Linked DNA regions of Homo sapiens: regions 1 and 3 are each linked to region 2. The links are chromatin loops, found by intact Hi-C in ENCODE. Cell type or tissue: MCF 10A. All regions are shown on one strand. Each heading gives the region's core, and the rest is flanking DNA. Links, peaks and the distances in the headings are about the cores only.

The links. Peaks named below come from ENCODE experiments on the same cell type or tissue, not always from the same donor. Only the 100,000 strongest peaks of a DNase experiment are listed, where the experiment ranks them.
Region 1: it touches region 2 in a loop (2.8-fold over the local background); 3 of 110 quality-filtered maps call a loop at or near these places.
Region 3: a loop joins it to region 2, with 9 times the contacts of the local background. A loop is called at or near these places in 5 of 110 quality-filtered maps.

What each region holds. Positions count from the first base shown.
Region 1 is chr2:119,004,623-119,011,361 of GRCh38, forward strand. No RefSeq gene overlaps it. Among named protein-coding and RNA genes, the nearest start is that of MARCO, 66 kb to the left of the region's middle. In MCF 10A, for the core only: a CTCF peak has its summit at 3,702; a DNase peak (open chromatin) is centred at 3,689.
Region 2 is chr2:118,911,473-118,918,211 of GRCh38, forward strand. No RefSeq gene overlaps it. Among named protein-coding and RNA genes, the nearest start is that of MARCO, 27 kb to the right of the region's middle. RefSeq lists an enhancer at 2,122-3,321. In MCF 10A, for the core only: no CTCF peak of the experiment used is centred there; a DNase peak (open chromatin) is centred at 2,659.
Region 3 is chr2:118,970,894-118,977,632 of GRCh38, forward strand. It overlaps MARCO (macrophage receptor with collagenous structure), which reads left to right. Exons shown (of 17, transcript NM_006770.4): 4 at 606-641; 5 at 3,440-3,547; 6 at 3,628-3,672; 7 at 6,578-6,622. Among named protein-coding and RNA genes, the nearest start is that of MARCO, 32 kb to the left of the region's middle. In MCF 10A, for the core only: no CTCF peak of the experiment used is centred there; DNase peaks (open chromatin) are centred at 988, 2,838 and 3,338.

The sequences.
Region 1 (6,739 bases), core at 1,096-6,095, 93 kb after region 2:
ACAAGTGAGCTGTGGGCACAAGTGAGCCATGGGCACAAGCAAGCCACGAGTGCAAGCTGTATGTACAGTGTCTGCAAGGTAGTTATACCTTTTACAGACAACAGTGGCTCCAAGCCTCACATGAGCACGTGTCAGTGGTTACATAATGTGCCTCACATGGCATGGTTACATAATGTTTGGAGTGGTGCACCTGCACTCCAAACCCACTGAGTCATGCTGCACCGGCAGGCTGCCTTGGCCTATTCCTGACTAAAGTGCAGGCATTTCCCTTACACTAGGGCATCACATAATATAAATAATATTATTCCCATTTTATAAATGAGCAAACCCAGCCTCAGAGTGGGGAAGCAATGCAGTATGCTGGCTGTGCTTTGCCCAGCTTATATTCATGGCACTAACAATGTAACTGCAGCTCCTTTCCCCAGAAGCAAGGTCTGCTTCCCACACCTTGACTCTGGGCTTGTCTCAAGACTTGCTTTGGCTAACAGAAAGTGGCAGAAGTGCTGGGAAGCAGTTCCAAGCCTGGGCCTCAAGGGACCTTGCACTCGCTTGCTGTCTCTTGGAATCCAAGCTACGTTATGAAAACAAGACTGGCTGGCCCATTAGCGGGGGAGTGAGCAGGTGGAGGGGGCCCAGTTGCCCCAGCTGAGGTCATTGTTCATCAGCCGGCTTACAGCTAACCACAGCTGTATTAGTAAGCCCAGCCGAGCTGGTCAAGCCCAGCCCACAGCAGAAGAACTACCTGCCCAACCAACCCACAAACTCTTGAGAAATCACAAATGGCTGTGGCTTACCACCACTAGGTTTGGGGGTGGCTTGTTATGCAGCAACTGATAAAAATTAGTTTACAGAGGACACACAGCTAGGAAGGGCAGAGCTGGGATTCAAACCCAGGTCTGTCTGGCACCAATAAGATTGAGAGAAAGGAGGGTTGCTGCTGCCGGCATCTCTGCCAGGTGACTCCTCCCATAAGCTCTCAGGCTGTGCTAAGCTGAAGAGATTTCTCTTGCAGATCCACAGGGGCTGCCGCATGCACATGACTGCTGTGTGTCAGGACACTGGTTTTGTGGGTGATGAGCAACTGGGTAAAATCAGCACTACAGCGTCATCTGGGGCCACTGAATGTGAGGCATGGCCTCCACATGACTCTGTGGCAGGAGACGTGGCTGCACTGTCCACTTGAAATGTGTTTTCCCTCCTATGCTCCATTCCTGGCTGCGGCCTGCAGCTCTGGGCAGACTGGCTGGGCAGGACAGAGATGGTAGGCCTCTCAAAAAAAACCCTGTGCACAAGCCCTCCTGCCACTCCCCCACCTAGCAGGGCACCCCGCAGGGCACTTCCCAGCAGCAGATCATAGTGGTGTGGCTGAGAACAAAAGTTCTGGACTCCAATGGCACAGGTTAGGGTCCCAGTGCTGCTGTGCAATGGCTCTGTCACCTGCACAAGAAAGGCATCAAGCCTCTCCAGGCCCAGTTTCCGTCCCTGTAAAATAAATAGTAACAGTTTCTTCCTCGTAGAGTTCTTGTGAGGATTCATTGAAATAATAAGCAAAAAGACAGCATTTAAAATGGTGTCTGGCACACAGTGGGCACTCAGCCTTTGTTGTAGTCATCCTTTAAGGCCCTTCCCAGCTCACCCCACCCCAACATTGGCCCCACTGAGCCCTCTGCACATGGCGGATGGGTCTTCTCAGGCCCTCCCATCAGCACCAGGCTTGGGAGGTCTAGGATAGTGAGTCTGTGGCTCCTCCAGAAGCCGACAGTGATGAAGTGAGGAGTGCAAGAGAAATATTGGGGGTAGCATCTGTGAAAGGGAAAACATGGAGGGAGCAGGATGAGCAGGAGAACCTCAGACTGTAATGCAGACATGCCCCCGACTTGGCCACATTGACAAGGAGACCCAGAGCAAGGATGGCCTCTCAGAGGGGTCCTCGGTGGGCAGGAGTTGCAGATCCTAGTGCCCTGCCCTGCCCTGCTTTGTCCCTGGCCGGGTGCTGCCCCAAATGCACAGCCTTGACTAAGGAGTGGAAGGGAGTCCTGAAGGTGCCGCCGAAAGGCTGGAGGCTCCCATGCTCTCTGTGGCCCGATGGCAGGTTCTCTCTAGAGGCCAGAGATTCAGAAGCACTAGAGAGATTCAGAGAATCCCTGGCTGCTAGGTGGTTTGCTGAAAAGAGAGTGGGAGTTGAGATCAGATTCGGATCCCAGCACTAATGACCAGCTGTGTGGCTTTGAGGATGCCACAAAGCCTCTCTGAATTTCTGTTTGTCATCTGTAAGGTGGGAATAATGATAATGAAAATACTGCCATCTGGAGTGACTGCTGTGCTCTTGGCACATACTGGGGACTGAATAACCGTAGCTTGATTAGAATAGCTTCTGATACCAAGCCTCATTCTTACCACGTCTCCACCCAGCATATCTTCCCTTCTTCCTTCCACTACTCCAGAATTCTCCACACTCTTTAAGTCCCAGGACAAATTGTGCCTCCTTTAGAAAATCTTTTTGATTGCTCTCACTTCAGATAAATATTTCGTTTCTCTTTATCCATATAGCCCACCCATGTAAAGAAGGAAAGTTCAGTGAGAATCTAAGACTTACTTACTATGTGGTTTGTAGCATGCTAGATGCTAGATGCATTGTATTTTTGCACTGAATACCCATGATCGTTTATATTCCTCTCAGCAACATTGAATGAAAAATTCCATTATTATCTCCATTTCACAAATGTAAAAACTGAGGCTGAGAGAAATAAAATGATTTTCCTTTGGTCTTTAAAACTCATCTTCTGGTCTTTCAGTTTTAAATACATTTTTGCTTGCACCACGCTAGATTCAAGAGGCATTCAGAAAACATGCATTGTTGCAAAATGAATCAGACAGTATATAGGAATCTTTATTATTAAAATTGTACACAAATAGCACTCACCTGATGGGGTTGTTGTAAGTCTGTGGGATTAGCCAGGTGATAAAGCCGACTTCAAGGAATTTGTTTAAACACTCTTCAGTTCCCCTTTGTGGCAGGGTAATCAGAAGTGAATAAGGCCAAGTCCTAGGAATATAAACCAAAAACTCACAAAAAGAGAGACTATAGGCTAGTAAACATATTTTTAAATGTTTATCCTCACTTATAATAAAAGAAATGCAAAAAAAAAGAGAACACTTATTTGCATGTTAAATTGGCAATTTAAAAAAAATCCTTGATGTTGATGAGACAGGAAGAAAACAGGCCCCAGTATCCACTGGAAATAGAAATAGAGATGGATTTTCAGTGAGGGAAAGGGGCAATATGGCAAGATGGAACCCAAGCTTTTTGAAACAAACAAAAAAAACTAATTGAAATGCCCACTGTATTGGTCAGCTATTGCTGTGTAACGAATCAAACTCAGATGGTAGGTTACAACAATTATTTATGCTCACCCACACATCTTTGGATCAGCTGGGGATTGGCTATCTAAGCTAGACTCCACTAAGCAGCTCTGCCTCAAGCCACAGGACCAGCTGGATTTGGCTCCTTGCTGTGGCTCAGGCTCAGGTCTGCTCCATCTGTCTTCTCTCTGGAGCTCTTCTGGTGAAAGTAGTGGATACAAAGGCAAGCAGGAAGACATTGATTTCTCCTAAGGCCTGGGCTCAGAAGTGGCACATTTCCCTGGTCAAAGCAAGTCACATGGTCAAGTCCAAAGTCAGAGCAGGGAAGTTCACTCCATCTAGAGTTGAAGGATGGTAAAACCACACGGAAAAGGGAGTGGACAGGAGGGGTACAGAACCAGGCTAATGAGACAATCTGCCAACCACAGAAGTACATGTGAGCTCCTCGGAGTATTGTGAAGAGCACTGTGGAGTCACACAAATGTGCCTTTAACTTATGTAAATTCTACTACCTGTGTTCAGAAACATGTAAAGAAAGCAGCCATTTAAGCAGTAGTCTAAAGTGCTATTTCATATGTATCTTCTTTATTATAGGCTACACATTATACCTTTACACATATACTTTAGTATACATGGTGTGTATATGAAACAAAGAACACTGTACTTTATGGATGACTTAAGAGGTTTTCCAAGGAATTTCACTTTATTTGACTATATGCGTGAGCTGAGATTTGCTTCTATTCTAGAGAAGAATTAGAAATAGCCAATGACTGACAGTAGAGGTTTGGTTAACTAAATGATAGTACGTTAAATGTAATTACAGACTCTTAACTATTATAAACCATATTACAGAGGATGCTTAGGAATATGGGGAAGTATTCGTGATATATTTAAGGAAAAAAGTTGTAAAACAATATGTACAGAAGGACTACAATGAAATAAGAACAGTTTCCTCCTTCTCCTTCACCGTCTCCACTCCAGATTCAATCCAGCACCAAAGACCTGTGAGTCTCCCTCGATGTTTCTTGGGTCTGTCCTCTTATCTCCCACCCCCAGCCACTCCACACCTACCCCTTCCATGCCCAAGCCACACCATTCGTGACCTAGAAGACTGCAATAGCCTCTGAACTGGTCTCTTTCCCTTCAATCATGCTCCCTTCTATCCATTAGACCAAAAGAGCCAGAAGGACCTCAGATCTAGTCACTTCCCTTGTTTAAAACACTTCCAAGACCACCTGCTGCCATTACAAGGAAGTCCCCACTCCCAGCCACAGTGGAAGAGGTCCTCGGTCATCTGGCCCTGATGACCTCTCAGCTTTCAGATCACCACTTTCCACCTACCCAGAATTTACTCTCCAGCCTGAGGTCAACCTTAGTGTAAGTACCCAGAGTGCCTGTGGTCATTCATCTCTCCCTCCACCCTTTTTGTCCTGAGGCTCAAACACCTGGATTCTGCTTACGTGATGGTACTCAGCGAGGTCTGGAACTGCTGTTTCTCTCTGCTCTGAGGCAGGGGCCATATCTACCTTGCTACAACCCCATTGTTGAGTGCGGTGCATGGCACACAGCGTGTGTATATATATTTAATAAATGAACTGTTTAAAAAATGTACACGCTGAGGGGAAAATTACAAAGAAATGGAGGAAAACACACCAAAATGTTTCTCTTTGGTAGAAGGATTATGATTGATTTTAATTTTATTTTTTATACTTTTCCATGGCTTGAGGGTTGTCTACCATGAGTGTAAGTTTATAAACAGAGAAAAATTGCCAGTTGAAGCCAACAATAAAAGTGCAATATGCATCATCGAAGAACCCAGAAACCTCCTCCTCCTGAGTTCAGGCTTTCGGTCTTGGTCGTCGTGGGTCTGCTGTGTGTCACTGGTGGGCGGGCCCATTCTAGGACAGGAGGTACAGTGTCCAGAGAACATGGATGCTGGGCGGGCTGAGAAGAGAAATGGGACTGAAGATTGGGGGAGAGAGAGATGGGGTGCAGGAGAGAACTTGATGTTTTAGAGCAAAATATAATACATCCTGTTTGTATGCTGATGGGAATGACCCAGTAGAGAGGGAGAAATCAATAATTCAAGAGAGAGGGCATAATTTCAGGAGCAGAGTTGTTATGAGGACGAGGGGGCAAAGGATCCTGAGCAATCGGTGGGAACAGGAATAGTTTTTCTAGTACAGCAGTAAGGAAGGCAAAGCTATGAATAAAGATGCAGTCACCAGTGGATCTGGTGGTGGGAAGATGAGGGATGAAGGAATTCTCATCTGAAAATTGCTTCTATTTTCTTAGAGGGCATGAGCCAAGGTCAGCAGCTGAGTGGATGGGGAGGAACAGGTGCTGGCGGGTTGTCAAGGGAAAAGGATCCAACTCTAGAGTGGGGAGGGTGTGCTGCCGCCTTTCCTGGAAGTGTTGGGGATCGTCAGGAGGCTATCGTTTGAGGGCTCACCCTGTGCCAGGCACACGCTTTCTCATGTAATCTGTAGAGCAACCTGCAAGGTAGATACTACAAGGACCATCTACGGATGAGGAGCTGTGTGTTCACAGTTACACAGCTGGTAGGAGGCCGAGGCAGGATTTGAACACAGGTGTGTGTAGAGCTGAGTGGTCCTCCACTCATCCTGCTGAAGACACCTGCGCAGCACCTTCACGTGCTTCCTCTCCTTCCTACCCAGCTGGGCACCAAGTCTTGCCGTGGCTAGCCTCCTGGTTAAGTCCCATTTCCTGAGAATGGCAAATTTGGGAGCTCTAATACATTGATGGCTACTGATAGTTTAATGTCCTAACCCAAGGGTTCTTCACTGCTTCATCCTGTGCCGCACCTCTGTTTTCCTTTGTACCGGTCACAACCGTGTCCCCAACCTCACTATCTCACGCTTGCATCTTCCCCACCGCAACTTAGCAGATATTGACACATGCCTACTCTCCATGAGGCACTGTGCTGAACACTGCTGATAGGAAGATCAGAGACCCAGTTCCTGCACCAAGGCTAGGATCCACAGAAAACCACGAGGAAATGTGATTTCAAAACAGTGATGAGTTAGGGTGGCCCAGGACGGTGAGGGCCAGCAGGGCCTCTGATGTGAACTCCTACCAGGCCCAGGGCCAGAGTGGGATTCCTTCCTGCACCCCGCTCCCGAACTCCATATAGTACAACCTTAATGAACACGGACAAAATTGCTTTGTCTCCTCAAAATAGCATTAAAGATAACACACGAAATTTGCAGGTCTGTTCAAATGCATGTTAAAACAGTATTTTCCTGGATTTTCTGATTGCAGTGCTTGGATCAGCTGATGAGAGCTTTTCTCCACATCTCCACACCTTTTGGCGGGGCTTGGGAAGAACGTAGCAGGTGCTCCATGGCACACAGAA
Region 2 (6,739 bases), core at 772-5,771:
TGTTCTTCTCAAAAGGAAAATCGTTTTTATTTGCTCCTGTGTATCATCCTCTGATTGTCCCTTGTTTATAACCTTGATTGTTTCAGAATCTAGATTCTTGTCTCTAGCAAGATTACAACTTCCTTGAGTAGGAACAATGTTGTTAGTTTTTCTAACAACAACAAATGCTGAGGATGGTGCTATTCATTGACTCATGCATGTATGATCAGAGCACCACAGGGCTGATGTCTGGATATGGATTAGTGACCAGGATTATTATGTATCACGGGTGCTAGTCAAGGATGCTGGTCAGAGATGTAAGGAAGGGGCTTTCCTAAACAGGCTAGACACATGAGAGTCTCTGACCCTTCCCTAACCACCAGCCTTCACCATTAACTATTTCTCTTTCAGTCTCTTTCTCTTTCAACTTGTTCCACATAATATTTGAGGTTTCATACAGATACACAGAAAATTGAACAACATTAAAAAATTGACAAAACGAGAATATCAGATTATCATTCTAAAAGGAACTCCCGGTCAGCATCACAAAAATTATTAACATTGTACTTGAGGCAGAGCATCTAGGACCGTCCCTAGTTCCTGGCGCCTCTGGCGGCCTCGCCTTTGCTCAGGGCACCAAACAGAACATGTGGGAGGTGGGACCCAGTGGAAGTGGCACAGGATGCCCATGTGTACAGGGCACATGATGAAGGTGCCACAATGTTCCTGGGCATGGAAACCAAAGCCACTCTCAGGGAATAGAAGAATACGTGCCCTTCTGAATGGAAGTAGATTTAAAAGGCACCCTCCTTCTTCTAAGCTCTGTCACCATATTCAATGGCACGTCACATCATGATGGGATTTGTAGCTTGAAGCCAGTGATGCCACCAAATTGCTGTGTGACCTTAGTAAGTTATATCACCTCACTGAATCCCAGCTTTTTCATCTGTAAAATGGGGATAAGACCAGTTGTCTTGCAGGGTTTTGTAAAGAATTCCTGTCAGTCTCTGAGTGACTTGCCTGATTTTCCTCCTCAGTCTGGGAACTGCAAAATGTTATTGAACTGAACCTGGGTCGGCTCACCCAGCACAGCAAAGCCAAACGCTGACACTGAGATTTGCAGGGAGAGAAAGAAAGCATTTATTGCAGGGCACCAAGCAAGGGAAATTCAACAGCTAACACTTAAGACCTGAGCTTCTCGATGGCTTACAAAAAAGGGCTTTCAAGGGCAGGGATACATTTCAGAAAGCAGAAGTTACAGGCAAAATCATAAATCAATACATGTAAGTTATTGGTTTGGCCCAAAAAGGTGAGCTATCTTTCTTTCTTTTTCTTTCTTTCTTCCTTTCTTTCTTTCTTTCTTTCTTTCTTTCTTTCTTTCTTTCTTTCTTTCTTTTCTGAGATGGAGTCTCTCTCTGTCACCCAGGCTTGAGTGCAGTGGCACAATCTTGGCTCACTGCAACCTCTGCCTCCCAGGTTCAAGTGATTCTCCCACCTCAGCCTCCTGAGTAGCTGGAACTACAGGCCCTCACTGCCACACCTGGCTAATTTTTGTATTTTTAATAGAGACAGGGTTTCACCATGTTGGCCAGGCTGGTCTCGAACTCCTGACCTCAGGTGATCCACCCACCTCGGCCTCCCAAAGTGCTGGGATTACAGGCATAAACCAGCACATCCGGCCTGGAATATCTTCAAGTAGGGCTTATAGGTCATGAGTAAATTCAGAGATTCATTGAATTGCAGTTGGTTAAGGGAGCAAGAGTTTATCTGAAAGCTTGGGGTCAGTAGAAAGGAATGTTAAGGCTTGGCCTTAACATAGGTTAGTTAGGATAAAGAAACCCATAAATTATCACGTGCTATGCCAGAGTCAGGTCATGCAAGCAAGCTGCAATATACTGGACCAGAGTGACCAGCTTAGCAAGATTGATGGCCTGTAGGCTTGACTCTCTCTGTGTCTCTCAGGAAGAAATTTAGAACAAAAAACAGTGGTCAGAGTTCAGTCCTCAGCTCCCCCTTATCTGATGTCTGTGTGACAGCAGTTGGCAATTTTCATCTAGCGGGAGTCCTGGTTTCTAAAAGAAAACTCAAGAACATATGCTAAGGTGTTATCTTTTTGTTTCTATGGGGAAGCAAATATCTCATGACTCAGGCTTACTTGGGTGGCTATTGTTTAAGCTACTACTACTCTCTTCTTTCTTATTGTGTTGTTCATTTTCTTCTCAAGGCTAGCTAGATGCCTGGAATTTCCCTTGAAGGGATTCAATATGTTTTCTTTATTTCCGTACATGAGGGGTGGGGTGGGGAGAATGGCAGGTGCCTAAGAGGGGTCCCTGCTTCTTCTTAAAAGGATTGTAGCTATGCATTGCCCACAGGACTGGGCTGTCCCATGAGCAGAGTGAAAGTCATTTCCCCATACTGGTCAGGGAGCTTTCTAAGGGAAGTGGTGACATTTTGAGAGTTCCAAACAATAAGTAGCTACTGTTATTTTTATCATTGTTGCAATCATCTTGTTTCCATCTGAGGGAAAAGCCAGGAGGAAGCTGAATAGGGGAAGTTCTGGGGCTCTTGGAACATTTGTTGTGCATGCAACAATTCCCAACTGGTAGTGTCTGTCCCTGCCTCCCTAAGTCCCAGGACATGTCTGATGCATTCCCATGAGACTTACAGGAGATGATTAATCTGTGATTGCTGATGTAGGGCTGAGGAATTTGGGTCTTGACTCTCCCTTCTGGGAACTGAGGGAGACACTCCCTCAGAGATCTAGAAATAGTGATGACATGATTTATCATCAAAACAGGGTCACTCTTGAGAGTAAAAGAGGACACTATTAATCATCACACTGGAACAACAGGCACAATGACAGGTATAAACTGGGACTGTCCTTTCTACAAAGCATGTGAAATCTACTTCTCAGGGCCACCTCTTCAGCCGTCTCTCAGCTCCTGTTCAGTTCATCTCCCATTTTCTTCAACACAAGTTTGCTAAAGTCTGGGGAGGAGCTGAACAGTGGTCAGAGGGGCAGGACTCAATAAGGCCATCCCTAAGGCCCTTATGGGCACAATCAGGAAGCCCTCAGATCCTGCACCTGCTGGGGAAAGTGTATTCCCAGCCTTTGCAGAACCCCTAGTCTGATAGGAGAGCCACGGGCCTTAACCTTGGTGAGTGCCTAGTCCGATGGGGGCAATGCAGACCCTTCTCTTGGGGAGCTCACACAGTACTGTGAGCGTGCCTGGACATTCTCACATCCTCAATCCCTTAAGCCTTTTTTCTGGGGAATAACCACTGCCATCAGTTTCTTGTGTCTCTTGTGTGAGCAGGCAATGCAAATTAGACATTTATTTTTTTGTATCATCTGCTGCAGTGTGATCAGCTGCTGGCCCGGAGCACCTGCACTGGTATCCACTGAGATGTGACTGGTCCCACGAAGTGCTGGCAGCCTCTGTCGTTGACCTCAGAGATTGCAAAGGCTTTCAGAATCAAGATTCTGCCCTCGGTGGCCTTTTATTCTAAGTCCAAGCTTCTCCTAGTGCTTCGGTCTAGTCCCCTGGTGCATTCATAGCTCCTTGGTGCCCCAGAACTCCCAGTGCCTTTGCCACATCTTATTGAGATATGCCCTCAGGTCCACCTGCCTCTCCTATGTGGCCCCCTTTTGCTGCTTAACCAGGTGAGCCATGACATTAAGCTGAAGGCTCATCTCCCCGTAGTAGTTTCCTGGAAAAGCAGCACAAGAGCCCCTGCCTGGTCCAATTTCCCACATTCCTGTCTTGGTACACCGCAAGGGGAGTGCGCCTCTGAACACTCACTCTGCTCAACCACTCCCTCCTTCCAGCACCTCCTGGCTGGCTGCTCCTTTAGCACTAGGAAGGGCCACCCCTTAGTCGATCACTTTATGTCATTTTATTGTCAATAACTCTGTGGCCTGCCCTCCAAACTTTGGTTCTTGAAATATGAAAATCCAGCTTTGGGAGTTGTGAGATGCACCCACTTTCTACTTCTGGAAATGTTGAACTTTCAAGAGTGTGTGCTCATTCTGAACCTTACAAGGTCCAGAAATCAAAACGGAAAAAGACTTCCCTGTTCTAAGCCAATCCAACCTTCCCGCACCCTGATGTGACAGCAAGCACTTTGCACAAGCCCAAGGATTCCGGACTAGACTTGATGGCCCAGGGTCAGGGAAAGAAAATGGAAAAAAAGAGAGAGAATTAGAAAGACAGAAATTACATGGGGTGATACTTCAAAAACATTACTGGGTTATAATAAGGCTCCGTTGTATGAATGGATCATAATTTATTTAACTGGCTTCCTATTAAGAAACATTCAATGTTTTTCTAGTGTTTTCCTTACAAACTCTGCCTCCATGAACATCCTTGACCACATCTATAAGAATACCTATGAAATAAATGCTTATAAGAGGACTCACTGAACCAAAAGACAGCTATATTCACAGATATGGCCAAATTGTTCTTCAAAGGAAGAGATGATTTACATTGCCATCAATTTTGCATGAGAATGCCTATTCTCCTGATACTTTTGCCAGTAATATTTTTTCAAGCTTTTATTATTTTTTCCAATCTGACCGATTTAAAAAAAGAAACACTAACTTGCATTATCGTTTGTTTATAACCCACTTCCGATGCTTTAGACTCCCTGTTTATGTGCTTTGTCCGTTCTCCTTGTAGTATTTTCATTTGTTTGTGGACTCTTAACATATTAAGAACATCAGCCCTTTGTGAAATGTGTTTTAACCGTTTTTTTTTGTCTTACCCTCTTTTTTTTTGAGATGGAGTCTCGCTCTGTCACCCAGGCTGGAGTGCAGTGGTGTGATCTCAGCTCACTGCAACCTCCACCTCCTGGGTTCAAGCAATTTTCTGTCTCAGCCTCCCTAGTAGCTGGGATGACAGGCACCTGCCATAATACCCAGCTAATTTTTGTATTTTTAGTAGAGATGGGGTTTCACCATCTTGGCCAGGCTGGTCTTGAACTCCTGATCTCGTGATCCACCCGCCTCAGCCTCCCAAAGTGCTGGGATTACAGGCGTGAGCCACCGCACCTGGCGTCTTATCCTCTTAAATTAAAACTTTGCTTACAGTATGTTCTCCCCATACAGCTATCTCTCATGTAGTCAAACTGATAGCTTCTATGTTTTGGTGTTGCTTGGAAAATTCTTCCCCATTCCAGAATGCAAAAAATAAACTAAAACATACCACCTTTCCTTCAGGTATTTCCCACTTTTTATTTTAATGCTATATATCTGATTCATCAGCATTTACTTTTTTGGTAAGGAGTTCCTAACCAGTTGTCCCAACATAATTTATTAAATAATCTATCTTTTCTGGTATAAAGCCTACCTTATTCTACACCTTGAATTTTAATGTTTATTTTCATATTTGTGGATTCTCTCTTCTCTTCCATTGCTGTTACTTAGTGATAGGTAGATAAGAGAAAACTCAGTTACAGTACCTTTATAGTACTTTATAATATATTGTAAGATAGTTCCCCCTCCATAACTCTTCATTTTCACTTTCGAGGCTATTCTTGCCTTTTTTTTTTTTTTTTTTTTTTTTTTTTGCACATAAATTTCAGAAGAAAATTGTATCTAATTTTCTCCTCTCAAAAAAATTCTGTTAGTGTTTTTATTGAACTTGCATTCAATTTATAGATTCATTTAGGGACAATTGATGTTGTTATAACATTGAATATCATTATTGAAGACATTCATTCATGTCTCTTAAAAATATACTTCAGTAGAATTTACAAGTTGTTTTTTTTCACATGGAGTCTTAAGATTTTGTTCGTTTGTTTTTAGAGACAGAGTCTCACTCTGTCACCTAGGCTGGAGGGCAGTGGTGCAATCACAGCTCACCATAGACTCAAACTCCTGGAATCAAATGATGCCCCCACCTCAGCTTCCCAAGTAGCTGGGATTACTGGTGCAAGCCATCATGCCCAGCTAATTTTAAAAAATTATTTGTTAGAAATGGGCTCTCACTACGTTGCTCAAGCTGGCCTTGAACTACTGACCGCAAACAATCCTCCCACCTTGGCTGCCCAAAGTGCTGAGATTACAGGCATGAGCCACCATGTTGGGCTGAGTCTTAACACATTTTCGTTACATTTATTTCCAGGTATTTCATCTCTTTGCAGTCTTAATGAGGTATTTTCTTATGTGTATTATCTATCCTAATTGATAGTTGTTTCTATAAAGAAAGCTACAGTTGCATATTAATTTTGCTACCAGCCATCTTACAGGATTTTCTTTATGTTTTTATTATTATTTCAGTTGATTCTTTTGAGCTTTCCAGGTAAGTAATCACAAATCTGCAAATAATGGTAATTTCTATAAAATTGTTAATCATTTTACATATAAGATATCACTAAAATCATCCCCTTCTCTGCCCCTAAATGCACCTGAAATAGCCATTGAGATGGCTTTCTCAACATCCCTTCACTCTTCCCTCAATTGACCCTTCAGCGTCCCCACCTTGCCTGCATTGTCCATGTGCTTTGGGAAAAGCTGCTTTCCCTTGCTTCTGGCAGTGAGGCATGTGGCTCACACCTACAGTAACCATGACAATCCTTCTACCACCCCTGGCCACAGATAAACACTCAGAGTTGGACATGTGGTCCAAGTTGGAGTGTGATGGGGGCTTCTGGATACGAGTCCATCACTCTTTCTAGGCAGTGAGGAGGCATTAGCAACCTTCAACTCCCAAAAGAACCCAAATCAGGATATAGCTGGCAGCAGAAAGATTGAACAATT
Region 3 (6,739 bases), core at 803-5,802, 59 kb after region 2:
CCCGTGACACAGAGCTCCAGCCCCAGCAGGGTTCCTTGCTCTGGGCCCTGTGTGAGCTGAGGCTTAGGAGGGTGATCCCATGGCTAGGTCCTGTGACCAAGGGGTACGCCCAGCACGGGACCCAGGAGGCCAATCCCTCCAGAGGCTGTGGCCTCCCCAGGGAGAAAAGACGAAGGCTGAGTGGGGGTGTGAGGAGGGGCGATAGCTGTGGGCAGATGGAAGGAGTCCACGTTCAGACACAGACACCATGGGAGTGTCTCTTCCTTCCTTGAAATGTGAAGGAGCTCATTTTGACCAATACGAAGGGGTTCTACCTCCTCAGGCTGGTTTGAAGCAACCTCCTTTCCCCACCTCCAAGACTCCCAGGGATCTACAGGTCTCGGGGTGCAGTCCGCTAGTTGCAGCTGAGCATCTGGCTCTTTCCAAGGACTCTTTCCCAAAAAACAGCCAGGTGCTTGGCTCCTGTTGTCCAAACCCCCACAGTCTGATGGGAGCCCCACACAGGAGGGCTTACCCTCCCACTGCAGAACCTGGGCACTCTCAGTTGGGGCTTGGGCCAAGGGTACCCCACAGCTCAGCTGCAGCTCACTCTCCTTCCCTTGCAGGGATGTTCAGAATCAAAGGTGAACAAGGCGCCCCAGGTAGGTTCATTTCCACTCACACCCACCCTGCTCTTTCCCCAAAACCTCCCCAAAAGGGCCCCTTGGCCTGTGCCATTCTGGGTCTGGACAGCTGACCCTAGCTTACCTTCCCCTGTCTCCACAGCCTCCTTTGTCTTCAGTTGGGTCTCCTCTCTGTTCCCAGAACTTAACTGGACTCCCAGACCCTGGGCTGTCATCCCCCTCCTTACTTAAAGAGGCTTCCTCTCTCCACTCCCCCATCCAAATCTAGCTACCTTCCCAGGCCAGACCAGGCATCATCTGGCTGCCAGGGCAGCCTCTCTCCTGGTTTCCTGTAAGCATTCCTTCCAGGTGACTCTTACCTACCACATACATAGCACTTCCCACCAGAGGTGCTGTGCTCATTTCCATGGTGTCTCACTCCTCTCTCCTACAGGGCAGTAATGATGGGAGGCAGGTGTCATGGAGGCGCAGGCTGTGCGGTCAGGCCGATCTGAGTTCTAATCCTGGGCCTGGGGCTTACTGGCGGTGTGACTCTGGGTCAGTTACTTAAGTTTTCTGGAGCCCCAGCCACTCACCTGTGTAGGAAGCAGTGGAGATAATCGACTCGCCTCACAGAGTTGCTGTAGGACTCAAGGGAGTGCAAAAGCTGTCTGACAATGGCATGTGCTCTCTGAGGACAAGGCTATGGTTGTTTGCCTTTTCTTCCTGCCTCAACCCACATGTGTTGTGTTACACACACGCTTCACTCACAGCCCTGTTCCATTTCATCTGCTGAGTGGTTGAAATTTCCCCCTGAGGATAAATATACATGCCATTTTTGGGACAGAATCCTTTGGTCCCATAATATTTCAAGGATGGCCCAGATCACACCATTGGCCAGGGAGGGTTTTGAGGCAGCCTTGCAAAGTGATGGAAGCAGGGACTTGGGAGACTGGTGGGCCTACAGAAAATCCTGGATCTGCCCCTGTAAACTGGGTGGCCTTGAGTAAGTCACCTAACATTTCTGAGCTCTATGTCCTCCCCCGTAAGATGGAGATATGGTAGGACTTCCTAGGATTGGTGTCAGGATAAAACAATAAATGTACACCTCTTAGTCCAGTGTCCAGCAAAGAGCAAGTACTCAATGATGTTCTTGTCTTCGTTATTATTATGACTATTATTTGCTATTGTTATATATGGTTGTTATTCTGTTATTCTTGAGAAAACTAAATGCTGCTGCTAGGAGAGCCTCCAGCCTGATGAATGCTGGCTCCTCTCCTTTAAGGAGGGGCAGTTTCAACAATTTCAATTGCTTTTGCTGACAGAATCAATGCTTAAACTTCTTCTCAACCCAATGGGTTCAGTACAACCTTCAAAATCTGCCTGTCACCCGCCCTAGGCACAGTGCTGCCCACCTCACCCCAGAGCACAGAACATGGCTTCTATGGCTCTCTCTCTCTCTGTATGAATATAGATGTGCGTACATAGAGGAAAACTCCAACTCTCTCTCTCCATGTCTCTCTCTCTGTCTCTCTGAATATAGATGTATGTACATAGAGAAAAACTCCAACTCTCTCTCTCCATGTCTCTCTCTCTGTCTCTCTGAATATAGATGTATGTACATAGAGAAAAACTCCGACTCTCTCCATGTCTCTCTCTCTGTCTCTCTGAATATAGATGTATGTACACAGAGAAAAACTCCAACTCTCTCTCTCCATGTCTCTCTCTCTGTCTCTCTGAATATAGATGTATGTACATAGAGAAAAACTCCAACTATCTCTCTCCATGTCTCCCTCTCTCTCTCTCTGAATATAGATGTATGTACATAGAGAAAATCTCCAACTCTCACTCTCCATGTCTTTCTCAGTCTCTCTCTGTCTCTGACTTCTGTCTCTCTCTCTCTCTCTCTGTCTCTTCCCACTCTTTCTTTTTGTGCCCAGAAACCAGAGACAGGAAACTTCTTCCAGCAGCTGGGGCTATAGAAGTCTCGGCTCCTCCTCGGACACCACCTGCCTCTCCAGATTCCCCGCCCATCACCCTTTCCCACCCAGGGAGGCTGTGTTCTCTCCCCTTCCCCATGGCTTGCCTTGCCTGGTCAAGACTTCCCAGAGGTTCCTTTGTTGAAAAGGCTCCAGAGACAAATAGGTGGGTGGGGGAGGAGGGCTGGGTGTGGAACCCAGAAGTCATGGTCTCACTGGAGGCAGCCTGCCGGTGGAACTGCCTTCCCACGCAGGCTGCCTGGAACACAGTCAGGGGAACTGCTCCTCAGCCAAGCTTCAGGGAAGGGGATTGCGAAACCCACTTGCCTCTCTGTTTCTCTCCCCTATCCATCCTGGACTTCTTTCCTTCCTCCCAACAAATACCTATTGAAAGTTCCATGAGGATGAGAAGTCGCATAGGCACTGGGGATCCAGACATGAAGAAGACAGACAAGGCCCTGCCCTTGTGAGCCTTCCTGTGAGCTTGCCTTGTGTGTTTTCCATGATGGTCCCCACGTGGTAATCTCAGGACATCCCTGTGTAATTAGTACACTAATTCCATCTTACTGATGAGGGAGCTGAGGCTCAAAATGATGATGTAACTTGCACAAGGTCACCCAGCTAAAGGGGCAGTGCTAACACCTGCTCCTAGGACTGTGACTCAGTGTCTCTCTTTTGCTTTCTAGGCCATGGGTTTCTTGCAGGAGGAGCTCTGTCTTCTTTCCTTCTTTCCACACAGTTGGCTCATCCCCATGCTCAGTGAACGTTTGTTGAATGAATCACCATGTAAGTGATTGCATGGCGTTGTTGCCCCATCCTGTTGACTGACTCATTAGTGTCTCTGTTCCTCTTCCTCAGGTCTTCAAGGTCACAAGGGGGCCATGGGCATGCCTGGTGCCCCTGGCCCGCCGGGACCACCTGCTGAGAAGGGAGCCAAGGGGGCTATGGGACGAGATGGAGCAACAGGTACGGGTCTTTTTCTTCTGACCCTTAATCATTTTCCTCCTCCTTCTCTGGCTTCACTCTGAATTCCCTTTCCCTTCCAGGCCCCTCGGGACCCCAAGGCCCACCGGGAGTCAAGGGAGAGGCGGGTGAGTAGGTGCTGGGTATGTACCCAGAAATACACAGCAAGTTTCTCAGAGTGACTGCTGTGGGCTGCAGACGCAGCCTCCCTCCAGAGTCTGGACCTCTGAGGGGTCTGTAGGTGAACGGAGGCCTGGTGGGAGACCCCAGAGGGGATGAGAGGCTGGGAAGCACCCTTTCTGGTGGCCAGAGTAGGGCTGGGCAGCCGCCCTCAGGGGCAGGTATGGCTAGATGGCCTTCATCCTAGATGGGGCTGGGGGGTGTGACTCCTACCCCCTCCTCTGTGTGAGAATGTAAGTCTGCCAGTGCCACTTTGGAAAGTTGGCCTCCTTGGTCCAACAAGGACTCTGGTGTCAGGCACATGCACCTCCACCTTGGACTAGCTCTGTGCCCTTGGGAATGTTTCCTGATGTTCCCAAAGAAACCGAGCCTCAGTTTCTTTTTCTGTGATTGGGGATGAGAGGGCTGCAGAGGGCTGCCAGGGGGATTAGAGACAATGACACAAAGCTCATGATCGTTGCTTGGAAAGTATTAGTTTCCATTTTTTTAGACTGTTGCCTAATTCTGCCCAGCCATCTTATTAATATAAATGGGTTCACGGGGCCCGGTCAGAGAATGGGGGGCCCAGAGCTGTCCCTCCCCAGGGACAAACCCAAACATCAGTTTTCCATTCCACTCTGCTCCCATCCACCCTTAATTTAGAAACTCCAACTTGCAAATTCCGCAAGGGGTTGAGGCTGCTGGGATGTGAAGATGCGAAGACATTAAGACCTTTACTAGACAAAGGGCAGATGAGAGGATTTACAAGGGAGTGGGGAGTAAACAAAGCAGGTCTCTAAGCCGCCAGGCTGCTGAGGCAGAAAGAAAACACCACCAGTTACAAGAAAGGAAACTTGTTAGGAGGTAGAATCCTCCAGAAATTGATTTTGGGAAGGAATTTAATAGAAGGGACCCCAAAGAGCCTATTGATCTGTGTCCAGCAGGGGGTTTTCTGAGGAGGGTTTAAGCGGGGAGGATAGGCAGACCAGAAGAAGGAAGGTTTATGGTGCAGTCAGAGGTGTGCACATGCATTCACACCACACACACTCACACTCATGTCTGAGGGCACATCTGTGCACATACTTGCATTCTCACACTCACTCACGCACCAATGTAATCACACTCATGCACACACATGCACTCACATACACACATATACTCATGCACATATATGCACTCACATACACGCATATACTCATGCACACCCGTGTCTGAGCACACATCTATGTACATATTTGCATTCTTACACTTGCACAAGTACAATCACACTTGTGCACATATGCATATGCTCACACACATTTGCAGACATTCGCACCCCCCATGCACACACACTCACACTCAGCCTGTGGGGGCTTGAGCAGAGCAGGCTCACTCAGAGGGGAGTGGGTCTCCCTCCATCCTCTTTCCTCCGAGAGAGAGGGACTCAGGCTAGGTGACTGAAACTCACCAGAGTGGAGCCACTGAGGCTGGCTTGAAGGGAAAAGCCAGAAGCCTGAGGAGCACAGTCATTTCCTTCAAGAAGGAATAGAGCTGGAGCCTCCCCTTCTCTTTAGGACTCTGACAGGTAGGCACATCACACAGCCTTGACAGAGGGCTCAGAGCAGGACTGTGCAACCACTAGCACTAAAACCAGGCAACCCCTTTTTCAGCCCAAATCATCTGGAACCCACATACATGAAACAGATCCACAAAGTAGGCTGTTGTGGTTCCATAGAGAGTGTGGAGTCCAGAGCCCATCTGCACTTTCTGCTTGGGCCCCACTGGCATCCTCAGGAAAAGCTTGTGTAATTCAGCAACTCACTTAGAGCCTCTCTATATACACCCACCTCCTCTCACTCCTCTCCTTCCCATCCTTTTCCACTTTGCCTCCTGGATCCCTCAATTTCCCCTCATAGTCTCACCATTTCTCTCCTCAACAGATCCCTCCCTGCCCCTGCCCCTGCCCCAGGAACACCCAGCACCTCCAGTCTGTACTCCATATGCTAGCCTTGGATACCTGGGCCATGTGGGTGGGAATCACCGTTTCTCAATTCCAATTTTGTCTTAGAACACTAATTATGCATCTGCTGAGGACAGGTAGTCATTAGCAGCCCCATTTTACAGATGAGAAAATTCAGATGCAGAATACTTAAGTGACTTTTCCAAAGTTATCAGCCTGGGGAGTGACAGAGCTACAATTCAAACACACTTGCCTGACTCTAAAGCCTTTCCTGCACTGCCATGCAGGACATATTCCTAGGTGCTGTTCTGGACCTTTGGGAAGAGAGCTGTCTTAGCCTGTTTTGTGTCACTACTACAGAATACCTGAGACTGGGTAATTTACACAGAATAGAGGTTTACTTAGCTCATGATTCTGCAGGCTGGGAAGTTCAAGATTGGGCAGCTATCTCTGGCAGCTTCTGGTGAGGGCCTTGTGTTGAGTCAAAATGTGGTGGAGAAATGGAACTAGCTCTCTTGGTAACTAATCTAGTCTCACAAGAGCAGGAACTCACTCCATCTTGCCAGATGGGATTAATCTCTTCATAAGAGATCTGTCTTTGTGACCCAAACACCTCCCCACTAGGACCTGCTGCATTAAGGACCAGGCTTCCAATGCATGAACTTTTGAGGGACACTTTCATGCCATAGCAAGAGCAAACACTGCCTGGAACTGCCAGGGACTCTGCTGGTTGTGTTTGTGCAATCATATGTGTGTGATTGTGTGTGTGCATGTGTGTGAAAAAGAGAGAGAGAGAGAGAGTGAGAGTGAGAGAGAGAGAAAGATCTCCTTCTGGGAACCTTGCTCAACTAAGGGAATCTAGAATGTCAGCTGATTAAAGACATTTTAGACATTCTCAGGCCACAGCAACTGAGCTCTTTTTTCCTTCCTCACAGGCCTCCAAGGACCCCAGGGTGCTCCAGGGAAGCAAGGAGCCACTGGTAACTTGTACTTGCTCTGCTAGGGACAAATGATGCATAGCCTGAGGCACTGAGGCAGTTCCCCCCCACCCCCCATCCTCTTTCCACAGCCCCACCCCAGCCCCTGACAGTTACTGC